Regions from separate parts of the Homo sapiens genome. Here all the other regions are linked to region 1. The links are chromatin loops, found by intact Hi-C in ENCODE. Cell type or tissue: IMR-90. All regions are shown on one strand.

What was found. A loop is a pair of places that touch in the nucleus more often than their neighbours do. Peaks named below come from ENCODE experiments on the same cell type or tissue, not always from the same donor. Only the 100,000 strongest peaks of a DNase experiment are listed, where the experiment ranks them.
Region 2: it touches region 1 in a loop (5-fold over the local background); 2 of 110 quality-filtered maps call a loop at or near these places.
Region 3: it touches region 1 in a loop (5-fold over the local background); 10 of 110 quality-filtered maps call a loop at or near these places.

The regions. Positions count from the first base shown.
Region 1 is chr17:48,348,016-48,356,015 of GRCh38, forward strand. The region is part of intron 3 of SKAP1 (src kinase associated phosphoprotein 1); the gene reads right to left. Among named protein-coding and RNA genes, the nearest start is that of SKAP1-AS2, 58 kb to the left of the region's middle. In IMR-90, a CTCF peak has its summit at 3,996; a DNase peak (open chromatin) is centred at 4,016; H3K27me3 peaks cover 2,955 bases.
Region 2 is chr17:48,534,567-48,542,566 of GRCh38, forward strand. No RefSeq gene overlaps it. Among named protein-coding and RNA genes, the nearest start is that of HOXB-AS1, 5.8 kb to the right of the region's middle. RefSeq lists an enhancer at 2,361-2,655. In IMR-90, no CTCF peak of the experiment used is centred here; DNase peaks (open chromatin) are centred at 4,795 and 7,315; H3K4me3 peaks cover 1,551 bases; H3K27ac peaks cover 2,626 bases.
Region 3 is chr17:48,489,007-48,497,006 of GRCh38, forward strand. No RefSeq gene overlaps it. Among named protein-coding and RNA genes, the nearest start is that of HOXB1, 38 kb to the right of the region's middle. In IMR-90, a CTCF peak has its summit at 3,667; DNase peaks (open chromatin) are centred at 3,735 and 5,605; H3K4me3 peaks cover 486 bases; H3K27ac peaks cover 767 bases.

The DNA of each region.
Region 1 (8,000 bases):
CTTCAAAAATGTGGCAAATCCACCATTAAAGAAAAAGAACCTAGCCAGGCACAGTGGCTCACACCTATAATCCCAGCACTTTGGGAGGCCAAGGCAGGTGGATGGCTTGAGCCTAGGAGTTCAAGACCAGCCTGGGCAACATGACAATACCCCATCTCTACAAAAAGTAGAAAAATTAGCCAGGCATGGTGGCTTGTGCCTGTGGTCCTAGCTACTTGAGAGGCTGAGACATGGGGGGATCGTTTGAGCCAAGGAGGTAAAAGCTGCAGTGAGCCATGACTGTGCCACTGCACTCCAACCTAGACAACAGAGTGAGCCCTGCCTCAAAAAAAAAAAAAAAGAAAAGAAAGAAAAGAAGAAAGAAAAAAAGTACATGCTCACATTCTAAGTGTTTTAAAAAACATGCAGATCAGGAAGGGCTTTTTTTTTTAGTGAACTTTTTATTTTGGAATAATTTTAGATTTATGTAAGTGTTGCAAAGATAGTACAGAGTTCCTACATACCCTTCACCCAGTTTCCCCCAATGTCAACTTCTTACATAATTGAGGTCTATCTGCCAAAACCAATAAATTAACATTGGTATATTGCTATTAACTAAACTACAGACTCTATTTGGATTTCACAAGTTTTCCATTAATGTACTTTTTCTGTTTTGGGATCCAATCCAGGGTATCACATTGCCTTCACAGTCTCAGTTTTTAAAGTCTTACCCAAAACACCTGCCTGGATTTGGCACTTGCTTTCCTAACTTCAGATGGAAAAGTCACTTCCACGTGATTCCTATGGTTTCTGAGTATAGTCACCCAAGGTGTGCTTTCAACAGCCACCCCTGGTGTCAAACATGAGACAGTTCCTCTGTAAAGTACACAACGACATAGATATACAACTCAATGCAGCAAAACAGAGCCTAGGTCAGTAGTACAAATGGTTGTGGTGCGGGAACATTTAGAAATAAGCTTTACACCCAAGTGCAATTAGTTCCTGATGATGGAGATGTTGTTATAAGTGTTTTTAGTGTCATATCAAGTGACCCAGTTCCCTTGGGCACACACAGAAACAAGGCTATAATACCATATAAATATACACTCCCATGTAATTGAAATGATTACAACTACTGAGGATGCATGGGTGAAAAGTTTTATAGAAGAACAGCAATTATTGTGGTCATTTTGGATTTGTTTAAGAACATCATTTTTCTTTAAAACATAACTGTACGTGTTCTCTGGATTTGTCTATAGCTCTGACAATTGCAGTTCTAAATGGCCACAACTGTAGTCCAGTGGGATCAGACATAAATGATCACAAACTATAGTGACAGACATTTCCACTCAGCAGCTCTACAATTAGGGCTTAGAACTCTATCTGCTTAGAGTGGATTTCTCACAAGCAAGACCCCTTGCCACTGGAGACACATTTTCCCACTGCAACTCCCTCAGAATCAATATATTTCTATACAGATATATATTCTAACACATCATATCTCCATTAATCACATCCACTACCTTCAGTCCTTTCTCTTTGTATTTCTAAACAAGATCTAGTGGAACTATATCAAGGGTTCACCTGCTATTAGCAGGTAATTTGCTCCTGTAGCCTAAGTGTCATAAGAATTGGGCGTTAGATACACTCCTTGGTATATTCAATGGCAGGTTCTCCACCCAGTACATGTTGAGGGGCCCATAAGCAGGATGATTTCTCTATTCTTTTCTGAGAGTCAAACTCAATTTCATTCATGCTCCACAGAGTGATAAGTTGTGAATTTCTGAGGGTTGGAGCAGAAAGATAAAGCAGCTTTGTGTCAGGTGTAAGGTAATTATTTCCTAGGGTTTCTGTGCTATTTGTTTTTATTCCCTGTGTTTTCATTAACAGTTAATGAGTTTTCCCCCTTAATTCTGAAACAATAGTCTTGGCCACTAGAAGTTGGCTTTTTCTGCCACAGATTCAACCAGCTGTTGCTGCTCCATAAACTTTATGGAGAAGTGAATTAAACTGCTAAAACTTCATTTACTAATTCAATTCCAAATAAAACAGGGAGAAAAATGAACCATGATGATGTTCCCCTTGTAACTATTTTAGTTCACAGCAAATCCGTTTAGTCCTGAATTTGCAGATACTATTTTGAGACAAAAACAGGCCATAATGACAATTTTACCAGAGAAATGAGAAAGAAATTTAAAAAGACAGAAAATGGTTTAAGCATTAAAAAAAGTGAGAAAATAACAAATAACAGAGAAAACATATATGTTTGCTTATTCAATATGTAAAGTCTCGATTTTTTTTGTTAGTCTACATCATCGTCTTTTATTTCTCTTCAAATTAATTGTGAGCTATATTATAAAGACTCTATTCATATTTGCAACCAACTGTTTATATGGCGTGGTTAAAAACTAAGGTTTGCAGCCGGGCGTGGTGGCTCATGCCTGTAATCCCAGCACTTTGGGAGGCCGAGGCAGGCAGATCACCTGAGTTTCGGGTTTGAGACCAGCCTGACCAACATGGAAAACCCTGTCTCTACTAAAAATACAAAAAAATTAGCCAGGAATGGTGGTGCATGCCTGTAATCCCAGCTACTTGGGAGGCTGAGGCAGGAGAATCGCTTGAACCCGGGAGGCAGAGGTTGCGGTGAGCCGAGATTGTGCCATTGCACTCCGGCCTGGGCAACAAGAGTGAAACTCCATCTCAAAAACAAACAAACAAAAAAGAACAACAACAACAACAACAACAAAACACTAGGGTTTGCTATTACTTCACCAAGTATCTCTGGATTATATAAGGAAATTTAGATTAATTTAAAATTGAAAAATTTTAAATTATTGTTGTTGTTGGAAGGAAACACATGACTTCCTATTCTATTTAATATTTAAGATCCCATAAGAAATACAGCTCCCTCTTTAAACTAATAAATTCTCACTAAAATGCTATAAATAAAGCTCCCTGATCCAAGTCCAGTTAGTTTTCATGCTTGATAGCATTAATATTGCCAGATTTTCATGGGCCAATTTAATAGTAATACAGCTCCCAAAGCTGAACTATAGTAAGGTTAGCAAAACTGCAGCTTATTGGTCCTTATTATAACCATTCAACTAAGTTATTGAATCTAATACCAACTAAAGATATATGTTGGGTACAGATGTGACCATATATGAAATGTTACTCACACATAAGTATATTATAGAGCACATTTGCTGCACCAAAACTAAAATTCTGTCAACACTTCCATTATAAATTACATACCATTTTGCACATATTCATGCATTAGAAAATGTACTGTGTTTTCCAGAGAACATCCTAGAGGCTTCACCAATTTCTAAATATCCATTTGGATCTGTGTGGTTAGTTCTTGTGATTAATCCATGTATAGTGAAGGACTCAAATTCTTCTCTGTTCTATACAGTCGGACTTTCTGCCTATCTCTCTTTTTTTTTTCCTTTACTACACCTATCTATAATTCAATGTATAAATATTCCTTTTTTCCCCCCAAAGCCCTGGCAGTGAGTGTAATGGTACTGAATGTCATTAAGTCTACAGAATAAATGATAGGTCAGGTAAAGAAAGTTTCCATTTATCATTCTTTTAAAAAGTTGCTCCAACTGGATCTCAAATGTACAAGAAGTAAATTGAACCTAAGACTACAGTTTTTAGCTTAGCTTAGTAAAAAACTACAGTTTTTTACTGTTTGCTAATTATGTAATCATGCTAAGAATAACAGCCTTCTTAAGAACCTTTAGAGATAACATTTGAGGAGAGTGGCACAGTCTAAATAATCACAAATGGAGCCAAATTGATTAGACACTCTTAGTATAATCACTATAACAACACCTGTGAATCCAACAACCGAAAGGGCAGCATAGCTTAATGATATTCTCAGAATGAACTATATCTGTCAGTGGTGGATTGGACAGGAAAATGTCAGTGGGAGCTAATTGAAAAGTTCTTTTTTTCTTTTTTTCCCTCAAGAAAATGGTCCTTTGTAATGCAGTTTTTAATTTTGACCAGTAGGGTGAGCTGTAGTGTGTAGCATCATCCTAGTTCTTAAAAAAAGAAAAGAAAAAGAAACAAGAAAAGAGAAAAAAAAAAAAAAAGCAGCCACTGTCTTCTCCTCTCCCACCCTGTAAGAAAATGCTGGGATTTTTAACCCTTCTTAGGTTTCACATAAAGGCATAACTCCTGGATGTTAACAAACTGTAGGGCTGGCAGCAACAAATATAAACCAGATAATTGTATATGTGACAACCCACACTTCATAAAGCAAATTACAGCCTGTCAGCAGTCATTCCAGCTTCACACTAACACATTCCATCTACCACTGGTATTGTTCAACTGGTACTAAAATGGAACCTGCTGAGTGGGAATATTTTCAACAGTAATGAGATTTTGACATAATTCAAAATATATAAACCTAGGTATTTGGTAGTATGTGGATAAATATATTGTAAAATGAATGCACTTATCATATGGCAACCAGGCAATCATAATCTGGAATTATTGGCTCATAGTTCTGTTTTCTTTGGGCCACTGTATTCTCAGTCCTTAATTCTTATTACAAAGCTATCCAACTGAATTTTCAGTATCTTTTGACATATAGGAGAAAGTTAGCTATAATAATAATAATTATATAATAGCTAGCTAAACTCTTACTGGGTACAAGCTCTGGGTCAAGACTTTTTGTGGACTATCTCATTTAATCCTCAAAACAATCCTGAGATGTATTATTATCCCAAAGATGAAGATAAAGAAATTGAGACACAAAGATGAAATAACTTACCCAAAGTCATATAGGTGACTCATAAGTGGCAGGGCCAGGCTTTCACCCCAACTTGTCTGATTACTAAGCTCTTGTTCTAATCCACTGAACTATATAGCCTGAAAATCTGCATGTTTAATAAATCATGATCATTACTCAAAGGCAAGGCATATTGAATGACAGCCAGTGAGTTGACTTTATGGTATATACTATCAATTAGTATTTTAACTTTAATAAAGTAAATCTATAAATTATGATTATTAGTGATAATAGCAGTAGTCACGTTAGGTATGGAGAGTAGAACTGACAGACAAAACAAAATTTGGTCAATGATTTGGTCAAGAAAGAAGTGGTCCAATTCATAGTTGAAATTTATTATCGAGTAATGTAGTAATTTTTTCAAAATATCACTTTTTGGTATGAATTTCATGCTTGCAAAATTTAGAACAGCCACCTCAGGCTTAGTGAAATCAATATACTGATTTTTTTCCAGCACCTTCTGTTTGATTCTGTTGGATACTTAAATATAGCATTGACCTGGCTTGGTTAAAGAATGTGTTTCCTTTCTGGCACCATCATGCTTTAAGTCTCAGAGCAGGAAAAGCCTTTGAAAAATATATAATGCCACATAAATGTAGCAATTTTATTACTATTGGTTCATCTTGCTTTCTTGTCCCATCTTTCCTTTCTCCCAAACAGCAAGTTGTAGTAGGCCTTAGCACTTATTTACAATCCTGATACATTTTGGGGTCTACTATGCCCCAATTGGTAAGCCAACATTACTTAAGAAACTTCTTGAGAGAAACTACAAGGCTAGTTGGATTCCAATATCTTCCATTAAAGAAGAATGAGATGGCCGGGTGCAGTGGCTCATGCCTATAATTGCAGCACTTTGGGAGGCCGAGGCAGGTGAATCACCTGAGGTCAGGAGTTCAAGATCAGCCTGGCCAACATGGCAAAACCCCATTTCTACTAAAAATACAAAAATTAGCTGGGCGTGGTGGCAGGTGCCTGTAATCCCAGCTACTTGGGAGGCTGAGGCAGAGAGAATTGCTTAAAACCCAGGAGGCAGAGGTTGCAGTGAGCCGAGATCGCGCCATTGCACTCCAGCCTGGGTGACAGAGCAAGACTCTGTCTCAAAAAAAAAAAAAAAGAAAAGAAAAGAAGAAAGAAGAAGAGGAAGAAGAAGAAGAAGAAGAAGAGGAAGAAAAAGAAGAAGAAGAAGAAGACATGTTGTACAGGCTACAGGTAGATATAAGAAATGTTTTTCAAAAGTCCAAGGAGTAAAAATAAAATAATACATAGTAAAGAATGGATTATGGGTAAGATTAGCAGGCCTAAACATGTGAGCCAGCTTTTAACATACTGAAGAAAGGGTAAGTTTTCTTTGTGATAACATAAACCTCCAATACCACTAAAGCTGTAATGGCAAATGGTGACAAGATTCAACCTCCCCATGCCACATCCCACTCCAAACAGGGATTCTCATTCACATATTTGACAACATGTATGTAACATCATTATCAACAGCCAAAACCTCTCACTGTCAAGAATTCAGTTCAATATTTGGTTCCTTGGAAAAAAAGTTTCACATGAAAAAGTATCTCTTTATTTAAAAAAATTACTTTTTAATTGAGGCATCACTAACACAAGTAAAGTGCATAAATCTTAAGGGTAAGTGGTATCACTTTTTAAGTTTAGGAAAATACATTTTAGAGATTAATCATGATCAATAACTTTTCCAGGATGGCAAATGTGTGTTAAATTCACATCAGCTGACAAGGACCGATAGGGTTCACAAGATTGGTTCTTCCACTACTTGCCTCACAAGAGTCAGCAGAAACTGGAATCTTTATTTTATATGTCATATAAATCCCCTTGCCTATAACTTAGCAGTCCCTTTCCTGTGCTAGTGATACTTAGCCATCTTCATAAACAAGTTTCTGAGAGAAGCATGTGTTGATGAGAAGCCAAATGAAAAATAAATGCTTTCTAATAGAATTGGGTCCACCTATTACATTATTTAGCCTCAAAATATCAAGCAAATTCATTGGGTTTCAGGTCTGAAGTCTTAACCTACTTACTCACAAAAAAGTTTTAAGCAAAAAAAACAAAAAAGCTTGTATTCAAATGGACTACACTTTTCTCTCAATATTTTGTGTTTAGAACATGAAAGTTTGTTAGAGGCACAAGTCTTGATGAACACTAATTCTTATGTAAAAATTCTATGCTCAGAAACTGTACTCCTCACCTGATTTTCTGTGTTAGTCCAGGAATAATACCTTCTAAGAGAAATCATTTATAAGTTGTTTTTTTCCTCAACCAAAGTCCCCTGGGCTAATCAAACAAACTTAAAGCAGTCATTAATTTTCAGTGACTTGATTTTCCTTGACATCTATGTGAAGACGAAAATCTGAAGTTCTGTGAACTTCTAAAAAGACTAAGATGGGGTAAGAAAAGATATCATTATCAGTCACCATGAGTATTATACAATACTAATTTAAAATTGTTATTATTTTTGTTTTGTTTTTGTTTTGAGACAGGGTCTCACTCAGTCACCCAGGCCAGAGTGCAGTGGTGCAATTGCAGCTCCCTGCAGCCTTGACCTCTCAGGCTCAAGTGATCCTCCCACCCCAACCTCCAAAGTAGCTGGGACCACAGGTGCACACCCCCATGCTTGGCTAATTTTTGTATCTTCTATAAAGATGGGGTCTCTCTGTATTGCCCAGGCTGGTCTGGAACTCCCAGGCTCAAGCAATCAGCCTCCCTCGGCTTCCCAAAGGGCTGAGATTACAGATGTGACCCACCATGACTGGCCATATAATTTATTTTTAAATTCACTTTTTCACTTGAGGCCAGGAGTACGAGACCAGCCTGGCCAACATGGCAAAACCCCATCTCTACTAAAAATACAAAAATTAGCCGGGCATGGTGGCACATGCCTGTAATCTCAACTACTTGGGTGGCTGAGGCATAAGAATTGGTTGAACCTATTGGTGGGGGTTGCAGTAAACTGAGATCGTGCCACTGCACTCCAGCCTGGGTGACAGAGCGAGACTCTGTCTAAAAAAAAAAAAAAATTCACTTTTAAGTGATAAGTAAACTCAACACACCTATATATACCAACGTTCTCAAACATTAAACAACAGAGAATGCTGCTGTTTTATACCATCATCAGGGCCTTTCCCATTAATTAACATTTCAAAATAAATAGGCCAGGAGCAGTGGCTCATGCCTATAATCCCAGCACTTTGGG
Region 2 (8,000 bases), 190 kb after region 1:
CTGAGAATGCAGGCAAGGAAACTATCTAACCAGAATGGGGATATATTAGAAGTTTAACCTCAGATTCTGGTCCTTTCTGTGAAGGAAGCTGCTTCAGCTGGGGGCTTGGCAGGAGCAATCTAAATTCTCTCATTAGACCTTAAATGTCTCTATCTGCTCTCCCCAGCCCAAATCTAGGGAGGCCAAACCCAAGATCAAAGGTTGGGGCTAGGCCAGTGAGGTGGCTCATGCCTGTAATCCCAGCACTTTGGGAGGCCAAGGAGGGCAGATCACCTGAGGTCGGGAGTTCAAGACCAGCCTGACCAACATGGTGAAACCCCCATCTCTACTAAAAAATACAAAAATTAGCCGGGTGTGGTGGCAGGCACCTATAATCCCAGCTACTCAAGAGGCTGAAGCAGGAGAATCGCTTGAACCCGGGAGGCGGAGGTTGCAGTGAGCTGAGATCGCACCATTGCACTCCAGCCTGGGCGACAGAGCAAGACTCAAAAAAAAAAAAAAAAAGTTGGGGCTTAGGAAGTAAAGAATATTCATAATTTTTTCCTTCTTTCTTTCTTTTTTTTTCAGGCAGGGTTTCGCTCTGTTGCCCCAGGCTAGAGTGCAATGGTGTAATCACGGCTCCCTACAGCTTTGACCTCCTGGGCTCAAGCGATCCTCCCACCTCAGCCTCCTGAGTAGGTAGGACTACAAGCATGCACCACCACAAGTTTTTCACTATGAGATGAATTGTTTTTGTTGCTGTTAGAGAAAGGATATTTCTTTTAATGCAAGCTAATTAAACTGTCATAAATCTGGTTGAGAACCTTAGACTGTATGTAGTACATATTGTAATGGGATTAGTGCTAGCTATGTGGGCCAGAATAGTTGGGTTCAAGCCCTTGCTTGGCCATTTTTTTTTTTTTTTTTTAATACAGGGTCTCACTTTGTCACCCAGGCTGGAGTGCAGTGGCGCAATCTCGGCCCGCTGCAACCTCTGCCTCCCAGGCCCAAGCAATCCTCCCACCTCAACCTCCCAAGTAGCTGGGATCACAGGTGTGTGCCAACATACCCAGCTAATTTTTTGTATTTTTGGTAGAGATGGGGTTTTACCATGTGGCACAGGCTGGTCTCGAACTCCCAAGCTTGGGCAATTCACCCGCCTCAGCCTCCCAAAGTGTGGGATTACAGGCGGGAGTCACTGTGCCTGGCCTTTGCTTGGCCACTTCTTAGCATTGTGGCCCTGGACAAGTTTCTTGATTTCTATTAGTCTCAGCCTCGGAGAAAAAGAATGGGTTTAATACTACTTATCTTGCTGCCTTGTTAGTAGGATTAAAGCAAACAAGAAAATACAAACCACAGGGAACTCTCTAAATGTATGATATTAACTTTAAATCACATTCTGAAATGCTATGAGTCAGTCTTCTGCTTTTTAATATAACTAGCATATTAAAATATGGAAATAAGTAGGCTGGGTGCGGTGACTCATGCCTGTAATCCCAGCACTATGGGAGGCTGAGGCAGGCAGATCACCAGAGGTCAGGGGTTCGAGACCAGTCTGGCCAACATGGTGAAACCCTGTGTCTATTAAAAATACAAAAATTAGCCGGGCGTGGTGGCACACACCTGTGGTCTCAGTTACTCAGGAGGCTGAGGCAGGAGAATTGCTTGAACCTGGGAGGTGGAGGCTACAGTGAGCCGAGATCACGCCATTGAACTCCAGCCTGGGTGACACAGTGAGATTCTGTCTCAAAAAACAAAAAACGAAAAACGAACAAAAACTTATCTATCTATCTATCTATCTATCTATCTATCTATCTATCTATCTATGTGTGTGTGTGTGTGTGATAGGAGGAGAATAGCATTTAGGCTATATTTTCATGTAACATAGCACCATATATTATACAATATAATATGTACTTTATCATATGCAAATTTCATTGAGAATTGAGAAGATTGGCTCTGTTTAGGCAAAGGATTTTCTTCTAACCTGAAGGGTTTCTTGAAAACCAAAGCCTAATATTTTATGCCTATAAAGAATCCAAATTATTAAAATTGCAACAGAAAGGTTTGTGGTTGGATATTAGAAAGAACTTCTTGATTTTCCAAACATTGGGGAAAAGTTTTCTAGGGAGGATGTTGTCTCTTCTTCCTTAAGGAATTTCGCTTGGAAACTGTCCATCCTAGAGGTGACCTGACTTCTGGATCTAGACAGATCAGCAAGATGTAAACTTCCATCTGGAGTCAATAATTGGGGGCATGATTAAATAATGACTGAGATCTTTCTAAAAGGAAAGGTTAGCGTGACATGAAGAATTAAAATAATTTTCTACTTAATCGAGTTTATCTAAATGCAATAGTTTTTTTTTGGCCAAAATATCTGCTTTGGAAATCTTAGCCAAACAGTGATCAAGCTGAATTTGGGTCTGAATGACTATACAGATTGTGATTTTTCTGCAGTTGTTGGGGGAGAGAGAAAGTTTTTTTTTTTTTTTTGAGACGGAGTCTTGCTCTGTCACCCAGGCTGGAGTGCAGTGGCGTGATCTCGGCTTACTGCAAGCTCCGCCTCCTGGGTGCACGCCATTCTCCTGACTCAGCCTCCCAAATAGCTGGGACCACAGGCGCCTGTCACCACGCCCGGCTAATTTTTTCGTATTTTTAGTAGAGACAGGGTTTCACTGTGTTAGCCAGGATGGTCTCGATCTCCTGACCTCGTGATCCGCCCGCCTCAGCCTCCCAAAGTGCTGGGATTACAGGCGTGAGCCACCGCGCCCGGCCCCGGAGAGAGAGAAAGTTTTAAGAGGGCTCCTTTACTATTCATTCTCTCCTCTGAAGAGGAAGATCTCTTTCCGGCACTAAATATCTACCTTACCCTGAATGTGGACAGAGGGATGGCTGGAGGAGAGAAGAGGGGTAGGCAGAGCTGGGCTGGAGAGATCAGTGGAGGATCTGGGCTATAATCAGCCTCAGCAGGCAGAAGATGAATTGAGGCCCTACAGGCCACCTTCTGCAAAGTGAGGACTGAGAGTACATCCCAAGAAGATCTGCAGTGGGGCCAGCAAGTGCTTGTCAGAGACTTGGGTAAAGATGGGTAGGTGAATTCAGCAGTGCTGTTTAGGGAGTCTCAGAAATTGTGCCTATGCTCTGATGCCCCAGCAACCAGATTAAACATAACTAAAAGGGACTGTTAAAGTCTAGAACATCATGTCAAAAAAGAAGTTTGGTGGCTCTTTTTATATGAAATGGCCTACTTAAAAAAACAAACAAACAAAAAACAAAAGAAAAAGAGTAAACATAACCAAATGTTGGGGGAGGTGGCAGAGGATGAAAGTCAAAGGAAAACTTGGCTAGGATACTTTTTAATACTCATATTTATTGAATACCAGGCACCTGGCAGACAATGCTGCACCCGATTACCTGCTTGTTGAAAAGATTTTGCTCTCTACTCATTTAAATAAAGATAAATGCATGATTATTGGTGTAAAGATACTAATTAAAATGTATTGACCAGGCACAGTGGCTCACGCCTGTAATCCTAGCACTTTGGGAGGCTGAGGCAGGAGGATCACTTGAGCTCAGGAGTTCAAGACCAACCTGGGCAATACAGTGAGATATCATCTCCACAGAATATTTTAAAACTAGCCGTAAAAAATAAATAAATAAAATAAATAAAAGGCCAGGGGAGGTGGCTCACACCTGTAATCCCAGCACTTTGGGAGGCCGAGGCGGACGGATCACTTGAGGTCAGGAGTTCGAGGCCAGCCTGGCCAACATGGTGAAACCTCATCTTTACTAAAAATATAAAAATTAGCCAGGCGTGGTGGCAGGTACCTGAGGTCCCAGCTACTTGGGAGGCTGAGACAGGAGAATCACTTGAACCCAGAAGGTGGAGGTTGAAGTGAGCCGAGATCCTGCCACTGCACTTCAGCCTGGACAACAGAGTAAGCCTCCGTCTCAAAAATAAATAAATAAATAAATAAATAGCCAGCCAGCTGCGGTAGCTCATGCCTGTAATCCCAGCACTTTGGAAGGCCAAGGCGGGCAGATCACCTGAGGTCAGCAGTTTGAGGCCAGCCTGGCCAACATGGCGAAACCCTGTCTCTACTAAAACTACAAAAATTAACCGGGCATGATGGCGGGCGCCTGTAATCCAAGCTACTCAGGAAGCTGAAGCAGGAGAATTGCTTTAACCCAGAAGGCAGAGGTTGAAGTGAGCCGAGATCACGCCATTGCACTCCAGCCTGGGCGACAAGAGCGAGACTCTGTAAAAAAAAAAAAAAAAAAAAAAAAAAAAAAATTAGCCAAACTTAGTGGCTCGCACCTGTACTCCTAGTTACTCGGATGGCTGACATGGGAGGACCACTTGAGCCCAGGAGGTTGAGGCTGTGGTGAGCTGTGACTGCACCACTCCATTCCAGCCTGGGTGACAAAGTGAGACCCTATCTCAAAAAATAAAAGAAAATTTGTTAAAATGGCCCCACCAGATTCACGTGAGGTAGGTCACTGTCAAACACCAAGAGTTACTTAACAGCACAAGACATCGGCCATAATAAACAGTTAATACATTGTTTGTGAAGACTAAATAATATATACTAAAGAATATGCATATATTAATGTAGAGTACATTAGAGGCATTTAATTCTTACATTTATTTCACAGATAGAGAAACTGAGGTCCAGAAAGGGGAATAGACTTGCTCAGGCATAAGTTAACTTTTTTTTTTTTTAATGACTCAGGGTTACCATGATTGCGAGTAATTCCTCAGTCTAATGGTCCTTTGCTTTCACTGTAATATTAATGGGACATGCCTCTTAAAAGAATGATTCACTAAGAGCAGGGCAGACTGACGAGCAGCTTTCCGGGCTGCACTGAAACCTTCCCACTCCAACCACAGGGAATTTATAACCACTCTGTGCTACAGACCACTCACAATTGGTCCTGACCCAAGAGGAACCCTGCCCCAATCAGGATGGAATAAGTGAGTGCGGCCACTTGGAGCTGCCCTCTAATCTGCCACCACCACTGGGGTCTGCTGCCCTATCTGGGAACCACCCCCTCTTCCCCTTACTCCTCCATGGCCAACTGGGAAAACTCAAGCTAAAAAGGATGACCCAAGAGATGAAAGAAGGAAAAGAAGTTAATTCGGAACACAGGGATCCTGAATTGCAATCCTTTATGAATCCCAAATTGCCAGGCATTCCCTTGAATCTGAATTGGGTAGGGAAATTGAAGATGGGAGTCACTTCCTTCTGCAAATTCATTGCCTCTTTGTGCTGCCGTGGTATCATCAGAGACGGTGAGTTTCATAAATTTGGAAAGAAGACAGCCAGCAACGCTTTTGTGTTTCCTGTAAAAAGAGTTTCAACTCCTCTCCAATAATCAGCCAAAGACAACACCTGGACTAAGACCTCTCACCCCTAGGATATCCAAAGTACCTGAATCTAAACAGGTACATTGAGCCTTTGGTTGGCTCACCACTACTTTGGCAGGAAGGAATCAGGACTGATGCAGGCCCAGGCAGGAACAAAGATTCCCTGCCATTTGAGCTACTGGTTTGGGTTGGGAGAATTGGAAGGCAGGGGCCAGGTAAAGTGAGTCAAAAATTCTGAAGCATGGAGGAAGGCAGAAAGCAAGGTGGCACTGTGATCTAGCAGTACTTCTCAAACTTTTAAGTGTACATAAATCACTTGGGGAGCTGCTAAACTGCAAATTCTGATTCAGTAGGTCTGATTCAGGGGCCTAAGATTCTGTATTTCTAAGTAGCTCATAGGTAGTGCTGATGCTGCTGGTCCATGGAGCAGCCAGGCTGCAGAGAACTGGTGCATCGGAGGCCCTTGAGTGCTGCAGACCATGATGGGGGATAGGAATTCTCTCCTGCAGAGCCAACTCTGCATTTTTTTGGCATTGAGGAAGGGTGCTCTCATTTTGACCAAAGAAACTGGAAGGTAGGACATTAGCAAGATCCTTGTGATATTCTTGATCTTTGTAACAACCTGCTATAGCTAGCTGCAAGAGCATTTTTAATTAGACCAAATTATCTAGTTTGACTGTCCATAGAAATCAAAGCCCCAGCTGAAATATCTGTTCATTTTGCTAGTGTAGAGATGGCTTGTGTGCTGTGATTTTTAAGATGTTAAACACTGCCTGTGGGCATATTTTATGGAGAAATAAACACACAGCCCAATGAGATGTATAGCGTAGTTTTAATATATTGTATATTCCCTTATTTATGGGGAAAATAAACACATAAGCCAATAAGCTGTGTATTACTACTTTAATATATTGAATTTATTTCATACCTATATATTTTATGAGGGAAAATAAGATACATGACATTATTATAACACATCTAATTGTTCTATATTTATTTATGAGAGAAATAAGTGCAATTTAACATGATGTAAGATTAATGCACGAGATGAATTCTATATTAAGACAGTTTAAGGGATTAAGTTCCAGCTAACTAAGAGGTGTGTACTTCCCACACTGAGGGACCCATTTTAAAATATGCAAAGGGCCTGTCTAGTCCTCTGTGTCACAACCTATGTTGGCTCCTGGCTTATCCTGACAATTGCTGCCTCTGGGTGACTGGTACTCTAAATCCCGGTCCTGTTGGTCCAGGGGAAAGTCTGGAGGCCCAGGAAATAAACTGCTTTTTGAGAAGGGCAGCATCTGCCGGGGAGATAGCCCCGTAGTGTCTGTTTCTGAGCGGGAGAAATATTAAAGAAACCTAAGGAGGATGGATGGCTTTCCGGGGACCTTTAAACCTCCACCTTCCCAGAACAAACCAGGAGGCAGATGGGGGAGATCGATCCTTGCTTCCCGCTTACCAGGTTTACAAGGAACCAGGCAGGGTGTGGTGGGGGATAGACAGGACATGGTGTTGATACGTGAAATGAAGTTGTTGGTCAAGACTGGTGGGTCTGCATTCAGAGAAAGCTCTGGCCTGGCTTCAAATCCCACAGCGAAGAATCAAAAGTCAGACTGGATGAGGCACACCCAGGCCCGCAGACCCGCCGCTCTCCTTCCCTTCCCACATCCACCCGGACTCTCCTTCCATCTCGCGTCCTCAGCGTCCGTTGGGCTCCACTTTAAAAATAAAAAAATCAAACTAACTAAAACGAAGGTGGGACCCCCCAGGCTCCCCTTCTTCCCTGGCCTCTGGAAAATCCAGCTGGGAGGACGCAGGGGCGGGGGCAGATCCCGGCTGGGCCGGCGCCTCCTGCAGCGGCTGTCATGGCGGCCACAGCTTCTTCCCTCGCCCCCCCCCCGGCCCGCCGCCCGGCCCCAGCGCCATTTTGAGCATCGTCTTTGCTTCCCTGTCTCCCTCCCGCTCTCCTCGCTCCTCCTTCTCTCCCCGCAGGTCCAGCGCCTCGCGACGCTGCCGGGCCACCCTGGGCTTCTCGCCCGGCTGCTGCTTGGATGGTCTCCCAAACCCCAGCAGCCCGAGTCCATGGGTGTCCCGGCAGCGCCACATTTCTCAGCTGGCCTCTTTTCTTGCCCACTGGGAAGCCAGTTACCATCCCTGGGTGCGGGACCCTGCTTCCCGAGAAAATCCCCGACCCCACTCCACTCCTTGGAGAGCCACCTACAGCTCCCAAAGAGGCCCGGCTCAAGCCCCAGGCCTCGCGTCCCTAGGCTTCTTGAGTTCGGAAAAAGGTCCTACACCGGCTTCGGTCATAAGAAGCAAAAGCCTAGGAAGCCCTTGGATTGTTCCCAATTCCAGTAAACTTCTGCCCCCGCCACGACCCTGAAGACTGTCCACAGGCTTCCTCTCCTTTCACCCTCCTCTGTTCGCTGTACACTCTCTCCCTCGACCTGCCCATCTCTATTTCCAAGCAGAGGCCCCAGAACCACCCGCTCAGGACCAAAGACCCTCTGCTGAGGGGCGGGGAGGTGACCCAGCTTCCTGCAAACTCCCGACTTTTGCCGGAGCCGTGGGCGAAGCGGCCATCAATCGGGTCACCTTTGTACCACCCGGACTTCGCCGGCCCTGGAGGCTTTGCTGCCATATGGGCCGCTGA
Region 3 (8,000 bases), 140 kb after region 1:
AAAAAAAAAAGCAAAGCATCCTGGGGACAAAACTGCTGACTGGACTGCTAAGAGACAGGAGGGAAGAAAAAGGAGAATCAATGCAAGGGGAGAACATTGGAAAAGCAGGAAAGGCAGAAAGACCCACAAAACCTAAAGAGACTCAGCAAGGCAGAAATCAGGAGAGTTTTCCCCTTTCTATTAAAAATGTATTTTCTCGGCCAGGTGCAGTGGCTCACACCTGTAATCCCAGCACTTTGGGAGGCCGAGGTGGGCGGATCACCTTAGGTCGGGAGTTTGAGACCAGCCTGGCCAACATGGTGAAACCCCCTCTCTACTAAAAATACCAAAAATTAGCCGGGCGTAGTGGCGGGTGCCTGTAATCCCAGCTACTCAGCAGTCTGAGACAGGAGAATCACTTGAGCCCGGCAGGCGGAGGTTGCAGTGAGCGGAGATCATGCCACTGCACTCCAGCCTGGGCAACAAGAGCGAAACTCCGCCTCAAAAAAAAAAAAAAGTATTTTCTCATCTACCTGTAGATATGTCATTTTAAAACATGCTTTTCTTCTGCCTTGGCCTTCAAAGAGTGAATGCAAACCAAATATTCTTAAAATGCATTTGTGATCCAATAAACAAAGGGTCAAGTCTTCAACAGTGATTTACTATGTGACTTCTGGAAAGTCACTCAACTGTACTGAGGCTTTATGCCTCTCTTTTATTTAAAAGAAAAAAAATGCAGAGATTACCCCAGCCGGCTATAAGGAGAGCCCTCATTGTCTAACTCACTAGAAGTGCTAAAGAGCTGTTCTTTCATCTGAAACTACCTAGGGAGAGATTTTCTTACCATGAGCTTTTACATCCTCATTCATTTGAATTGGTGCTCTGGGAACCAGGCAGGGAACAGGTATTTTTATCTTACTTTAGTGGATAAGCAGTAGTGTAAATAGTGAAAAACAAAAAGGAGGGGGGGAGCCGGGCGCGGTGGCTCACGCCTGTAATTCCCAGCCCTTTGGGAGGCCGAGGCTGGTGGATCACACGGTCAAGAGATCGAGACCATCCTGGCTAACACGATGATAACCTGTCTCTATTAAAAATACGAAAAATTAACCGGGCGTGGTGCAAGCACCTGTAGTCCCAGCTACGTGGGAGGCTGAGGCAGGAGAATGGCATGAACCCAGGAGGCGAAGCTTGCAGTGAGCCGAGATTGCCTCACTGCACTCCAGCCTGGGCGACAGAGCAAGACTCCGTCTCAAAAAAAAAAAAAATGGATCTCTCTTTTATTACACTCCGATGCGTACCATAAAAAAGGCCCTGCCTTTCTCCTTCAGATAGAATTCAGAGACTAGGCTAAGTAGACTAGATTTGGGTGGGCAAATCCTGCTCTTTGGAGAGGGAAGGGACCCATAGACTAGCAGGGAGGCTGCTGGTGTCATGGAAAAGCTAAAACCCAGAGCCTCTCGCCTGAACCCAAGCCCCTCGCAGTTATGTGGGTTCACAGCCTTGGCTGCTCTGGCTTGGTTTCAATGCTGGAACTGAAGCAGGACTACATTCCATAACTCTCTGATACAGCAAGTCAGGGGTGACTGCGGAAGTAAAATCAGGATTAAGAATTCCCAGCCTGGGCTCTTAATGAGCAGGCAGAGTTATTTCCTCTTCTGTCCTTTCTTATATGCTCACTCCCAGTTTCTCTTTCTACAAAGTCTCCTCTCCATTCCTATTCAACTTGTAGGTGGCAGCCCCTTTTTTATTTATACTCTTTTCCAAACCACATCCTCCAGGAGGCTACTCAGATTACACCTGCCATTGAGGAATCCTTCCTTTACTTTGTTATTAGATCTCCAAATGTATCTATAAGAACAAGACCCTGCACACCCAAAAAGACAGCAGTAAATTAAGGGTGAGTTACATGCCTAGTGTAATTTATATGCTAGCATGTAAGTTAATACCATGTGGATGAAATCTAGATCTGCCCCTGTTAATGCAACCCCTTGGGCTCTGAAATTCTCACTTTTAGGAAACTGGTTTCTGCAGAGTTTCAGGGACTATGATTCCATCAGGCATGGGGCTGAGTCCCATGGTTGTTAGAATAACTGGGTGCTTTTGCTGTGTCAAATCCAGCCCTCGCCCTAAGCCCTAAGCTCTACCTCCCCAAGGACAAAGACTAAGTTAGAGAAGGTGCCCCAGTGGATGATGGCTTCATTCAGAACCACTCTGGGGCATCCAAGTCGGATTGCTTCTGAAGCATCTGCCTCTGCTTTTGTCACAGGATAAACCCCAATTTTGGACCTCCAAATTTGGGAAATTGGGGTTCATGTGGGTTCTTGACTTCATGCAGGAAGGAATTCAAGAGTGAACCAATACAGTGAAGTGAAAGAAAGTTCATTAAAAAAGTAAAAGAATAGTCCAGGTGCGGTGGCTCACGCCCGTAATCCAAACACTTTGGGAGGCTGAGGCAGGTGGATCACCTGAAGTCAGGAGTTCTAGACCAGCCTGGTCAACATGGTGAAGCCCCATCTCTACTAAAAGTACAAAAATTAGCTGAGTGTGGTGGTGGGTGTCTGTAATCACAGCTACTCAGGAGGCTGAGGCAGGAGAATTGCTTGAACTCAGGAGGCAGAGGTTGCAGTGAGCCGAGATCATGCCACTGCACTCCAGCCTGGGCAACACAGCAAGACTCTGTCTCAAGAAAAAAAAAAAGTAAAAGAATAAAAGGGTGGCTACTCCATAAGCAGAGCAGCCCCAAGTGCTGCTGGTTGGCTATTTTTACGGTTGTTTATTGGTCATATGAATTTTCCAGGAAAGAGGTGGGGGAATTCCCAGAAGTGAGGGTTCCTTCCTCTTTCAGACAATATAGAGTAATTTCCAGACATTGTCATGGTGTTTGTAAACTGTCATGGCACTAGTAGAGTGTTTTTTAGCATGTTAATATATTATAATTAATGTATAATGAGCAGTGAGGATGATTGGAGCTCATTTTCGTCACCATCTTGGTTTTGGTAGGTTTTGGCCAGCTTTTTTACATCTCATTTTATCAGATGGATCTTTGTGACCTGTACCTTGCAAAACAAGTCCTACCCAACTCCTGTCTCACTTTGAAGTCTAGGTTAGAAGAATCTCTAAAGACAGGAGGCCTCCCATATGTCAAAGAGGAAGGGAGGTTCCAAGTTCAGGGCCAGGAACAGAAATAGAGAAAGGAAGGACTATCAGGCAGGAGGAACCTTTCCCCTCTCCTTGGGAGGACACAAAATCACCAGGGAACAAAAAGAATGTCCTTTCTCTACCCTAAGTGATTCCTAACCACCATCCCCCAGCCCCCCAATCCCACCCCCAGCCCCCCACCCACCCCCACCCCCGCGCTGCTTTTCCTGATCTGGCAAAGAGAGAGTTCCCTTGCCCTTGCAGTAGACCCTTGGGCCAGGCCAGACCAGCTGACCACACACCAAGGAATCCCAGGACTGGGAAAGAGTGGGAGCATCCAGGTCAAGGGTCCTCTCCAGCCCCAGCCCCCACCGCAGCTGAAGGAATGCCGCAGGTGCAGTTTCCCAGCAGGATGGAGATGGTGCCTCTGTTCTTGACCGAAATTGTTTTCAGGACTGTACCTGCGTGAGATAGTGAGAGGGAGAGGGGCGAAGGGACGAAGGCGCGCCCGGAGAGGCGCGCGGGAATGCGGGAGCCGCGGGCGCAGAGGCCGCCGCTAGGGTGCAGCTGTGGGCTGACGTGGGAGCCAGGCCTGGGGTGGAGCCGCGCCGGAGCCGGGCCGGCAGCGCTGGCGAGGAGGTTCGGGTGTTGTGTTTCCACTGTAACTATAATTAGGCGGATTCAGTGTTTATTTAGGCTGAGAGCTGTAAGATAAATGACAGCTTCGAAGATGCTTTTCAGCACTTCGTAAATCACCCATCCGCCCGGGCAGTTTGCTGCTGCCACGTCTCGGTTCTCCCTCCGCGCGCTCCCTGTCCCCCCACTCACCTCGGAAGAGGGCACACCCGGGGACGACTCCGGAGCTGTCACCACAAAGGGCAGGAGGGCAAAGGGGAAATGGTGTCTGTGCTTCCCAGAGCCCTCAGCGCCCCGGAAGGGTACGGGGCAGCCTCCAGGAAAGCTGTCAGGAGACGCTTCCTCCCGAGGTGGTCCCGGCGGCCAAGTGGGGCTCGGTTGACGGGCAGGCTTGCCCTCCTCTGGGAGAATATGGTCTCTAATCGGCTCTAATTCAAGATCTCTTCCCTGTGCCCTGATGACACATCTGGAGATTTACAGGAGACGTTTGAGAAATATTTATAGTATGGGGACCGTTCTTTACCCTCCTGTGACTGTCTGCGCCTCTCTTGGGGGCTCAGGGTGGAAGGGCCCATGCCCTTTCCCATGGGAGAGTGCATTCTTGGAGAGGGTTGTGGACAGCAGGCCTGTCTCCCAGTGGGAGTTTGGAGCTCTCATGTCATTAGAAAGGGCAAAGACCTGGATGGCAACCCACCCTGCCTAGCCAGGCCTGGGCCTGATCAGTTCCCTTCGCAGGAAAAGGGAGCTCGGTGTGGGGAGGCCAGCGTTGGGCTCATCAGGCTTTGACTAGAAGCATCTAAACAGACCCAATGCAGAGGTGATTAACCCAACAGGGACCTGAATATGGTCCCTGGACCAGCGCCTTCCCTCACAGAAGTTTTGAATCAGAGTGGGTACTGCAGGGGCTCATGTCACACGTCAGGGCCAGCGCCATGGACCCTTCTCCCAGTATGGAAACTGGGAGAAGGAAATTAGTCTTGTGTAAAAGGAAACTGGATTTGGGGAAATTAGTCTTGTGAAAAATAACAAGTTAGCCTCTTTAGTAGAGATGGGGTTTCACCATGTTGGCCAGGCTGGTCTTGAACTCCTGACCTTGTGATCCACACGCCTCGGCCTCCCAAAGTGCTGGGATTACAGGTGTGAGCCACCCGCACCCGATTAGCTGGGCATGATGGCACGCGCCTGTAATCCCAGCTACCCGGGAGGCTGAGGCAGGCGAATCACTCGAACCCGGGAGGCGGAGGTTGCAGTGAGCCGAGATCACGCCATTGCACTCCAGCCTGGGCCACAGGGCGAGGCTCCATCTCAAAACAAAACAAAACGAAACAAAAAACAAACAACAACAACAAAAAACAAGTTAGCCTTCAGCAGCCAATAAGCCCTATAATTTTCTTATGAGGCCCATGATGCCAGGTTAGGTCATTCATGGTTTGGGAAGGTCCAGCCAAGCCACCAAGGAGACTGATTCCTGGCTTCAGACATCAAAGTACTGCTGAACTGGGGAGGGGCACCACACCACCACTGCTCTTTTCCCCATGCACAGACCTCCCCAAGGGATCTGCATTACCCCAGAGAGCAGAGCCATCTTCCCGCATCGAATGTGTGCGTATTGATACGTAAGGCACCATGGCCCCTGGGTTCTACGGCTACGATCCTCACTGCCCATGCCATGCCTCTAGGCCAAAATGCACCCAGCAAAGGAGTACATAGGCCAAATTCTGGCTTCAGAGATTGGAAGATTATCTATTGACATTTGTATTTGGTAGGGCATGAACGAGGTTGTTCTTTCTCCCACAAGGAAACCAAGCCGAGAGAACAGATGTAGTGGATCAAGTCCCCAATTCAGAGGCTCTGAGTCATTCTGTTAGTGTTGGATAACCCTGGGAGCTGTGTCAGGGTTTCATTCAGCTCTTCATTTATTCAGCACATATGACACACCTTCTCTGTGCTAGGTGTTGAAAATAAAATGATTAAAGACACGATTTCTTCAGCTTCTACTCTCATGTAAGAGATGGGAATAAAACAAATAATTACAAACGGGCTATAGTGGAGATGTATACAAAATAGGATGGAGTCTGGTACCTACTTAGCAAGGGTGATTCCTCTATCAGCAAGTGAGCCCAGTTCTCCATAGTGGGGCATTGCTGAAGTCTGAGTAACGCTGTTAAAAACAAACAAACAAAGAAACAAACAAAAATTATAGAGCCATGGTTAAGAGCATGGACTCTACAGTGAGACATATTTGAGTTTGAATTCCAACCCTGCCACTTACTGATTTCGGGATCTTGGGCAAGTTGTTTGACTTCCTTGTACCTCTTCTACAAAATGGGAATAATAACTGTTGCTGTTGTTATTATTATGTTTACTTCATAGGGTTGTAGTGAAGATTAAATGAGAGGGCTAGGCATGGTGGCTCATGCTTGTAATACCAGCACTTTGGGAGGCTGAGGCAGGTGGATCATCTGAGGTTAGGAGTTCGAGACCAGCCTGGCCAACTTGGTGAAACCCTGTCTCTACTAAAAATACAAAAATTAGCTGGGCATGGTGGCAGATGCCTGTGATCCCAGCTACTCAGGAGGCTGAGGCAGGAGAATGGCATGAACCCAGGAGGTGGAGGTTGCAGTGAGCCGAGATGGTGCCATTGTGCTCCAGCCTGGGTGATAAGAGCGAAACTCCATCTCAAAATAAAAAGATTAAATGAGAGAATGTGTATAAACTCTTTCCTGCTACACCATAAGTATCCCATACTCTAAATGTTAGGAATAGAAATAAATGAAGGAAGGAAGGAAGGAAAAAGAGAGAGAGAAAGAGAAAGGAATGCCTCTGTGTATAGGAACTAGGAAAAAATGCTCAAGTCCCCTGAATAAGAGAGAAGTAACTCTTACACAGCCACTGCCATCTTCTCCCTGGTTTCTAAGCCTTTATTGTGAATTGGGAGGCCTTGATTCTAATCCCAGCTCTTCCATTAGCTGGTAATACACCCTTGCTCAGTCTCTGGGCTCCCATTCCTCATTTGTAAAAAGAAAGGGGCAAACTCCCTTCTATAGTATTTTCACTTTTAACATTTGATGGCTCTGTTCAAGAATGCACACAAACTTTTGGAGGTGTGGATATGTTTATGGCATTGACTGTGGTGAAGGCTTCACAAATATACAACTAATCAAGTTGTACACATTAAATATGTTCAGCTTTTTGTGTGTCAATTATACCTTAATAAAGTGTCTTTTAAATGCACAGAAAAATATGAACAGTTAGGTATATTAATAATTTTACAAATCAACTAACAAAATGCATTGCTGCAGCAGTTTCTAAGCAATATTCTATCACTGATAAATGCCCTATGTGGTGCTCAAAATGATGACATATCAGCTGTCCTCAGTCCTGTCAAATATCTTTGTGACACTATTAACAGCCCAGCAACCACACTGAGGCTGTAGCAATGTCAAGGTTGAAGAGGTCAAATTTCCAAACCCAGGATTATTTTGAAAGTTTCCCTAAGCCCAAGATACTCAGAAGAAAAACTTAGATCTATTTTCTTTCCAAAACATGGATCTCTCTGATTAATTCGTCCTTGTCCTCTCAACCTTCTGTGTTCATTCCATTTAGTCAACATATACTGAATATTTCCCATATACCAGACCCTGGCTAGACACTTAGGATAAAAACAAATACTAGGCCGGGCACGGTGGCTCATGCCTGTAATCCCAGCACTTTGGGAGGCCGAGGCGGGCAGATCACGAGGTTAGGAGATCGAGACCATCCAGGCCAACATGGTGAAACCCCGTCTCTATTAAAAATATTTTTAAAAAAAGTTAGCTGGGCATGCTGGCGGGCGCCTGTAGTCCCAGCTACTTAGGAGGCCGAGGCAGGAGAACCGCTCGAACCCGGGGGGTGGAGATTGCAGTGAGCTGACATCACGCCATTGCACTCCAGCCTGGGTGACAGAGCCAGACGCCGTCTCAAAAAAAAAAAAAAAATACTAGTACAATTCCTTCCCTCAGCTGTGTATTGTCTTTTAAAGGGAGATATCTGAAGACATATCAAATAAATGCAATAAAATGCTGTTAGGTTTGTGACAGAAGTCTGCATAGGGAACACTGGGGTGCCAAGGAAGAAGTGGTCAGTTCTCTCCCATGCCTATGTGGTGCTCTGCACGCTATTGGTGTCCCATATGTGTTGGATGAATGAATGAGCTTACAAATAGCTTGGAGTAGAAGATCTGAGTGGGTGGAATAGTAGGAAGGGAA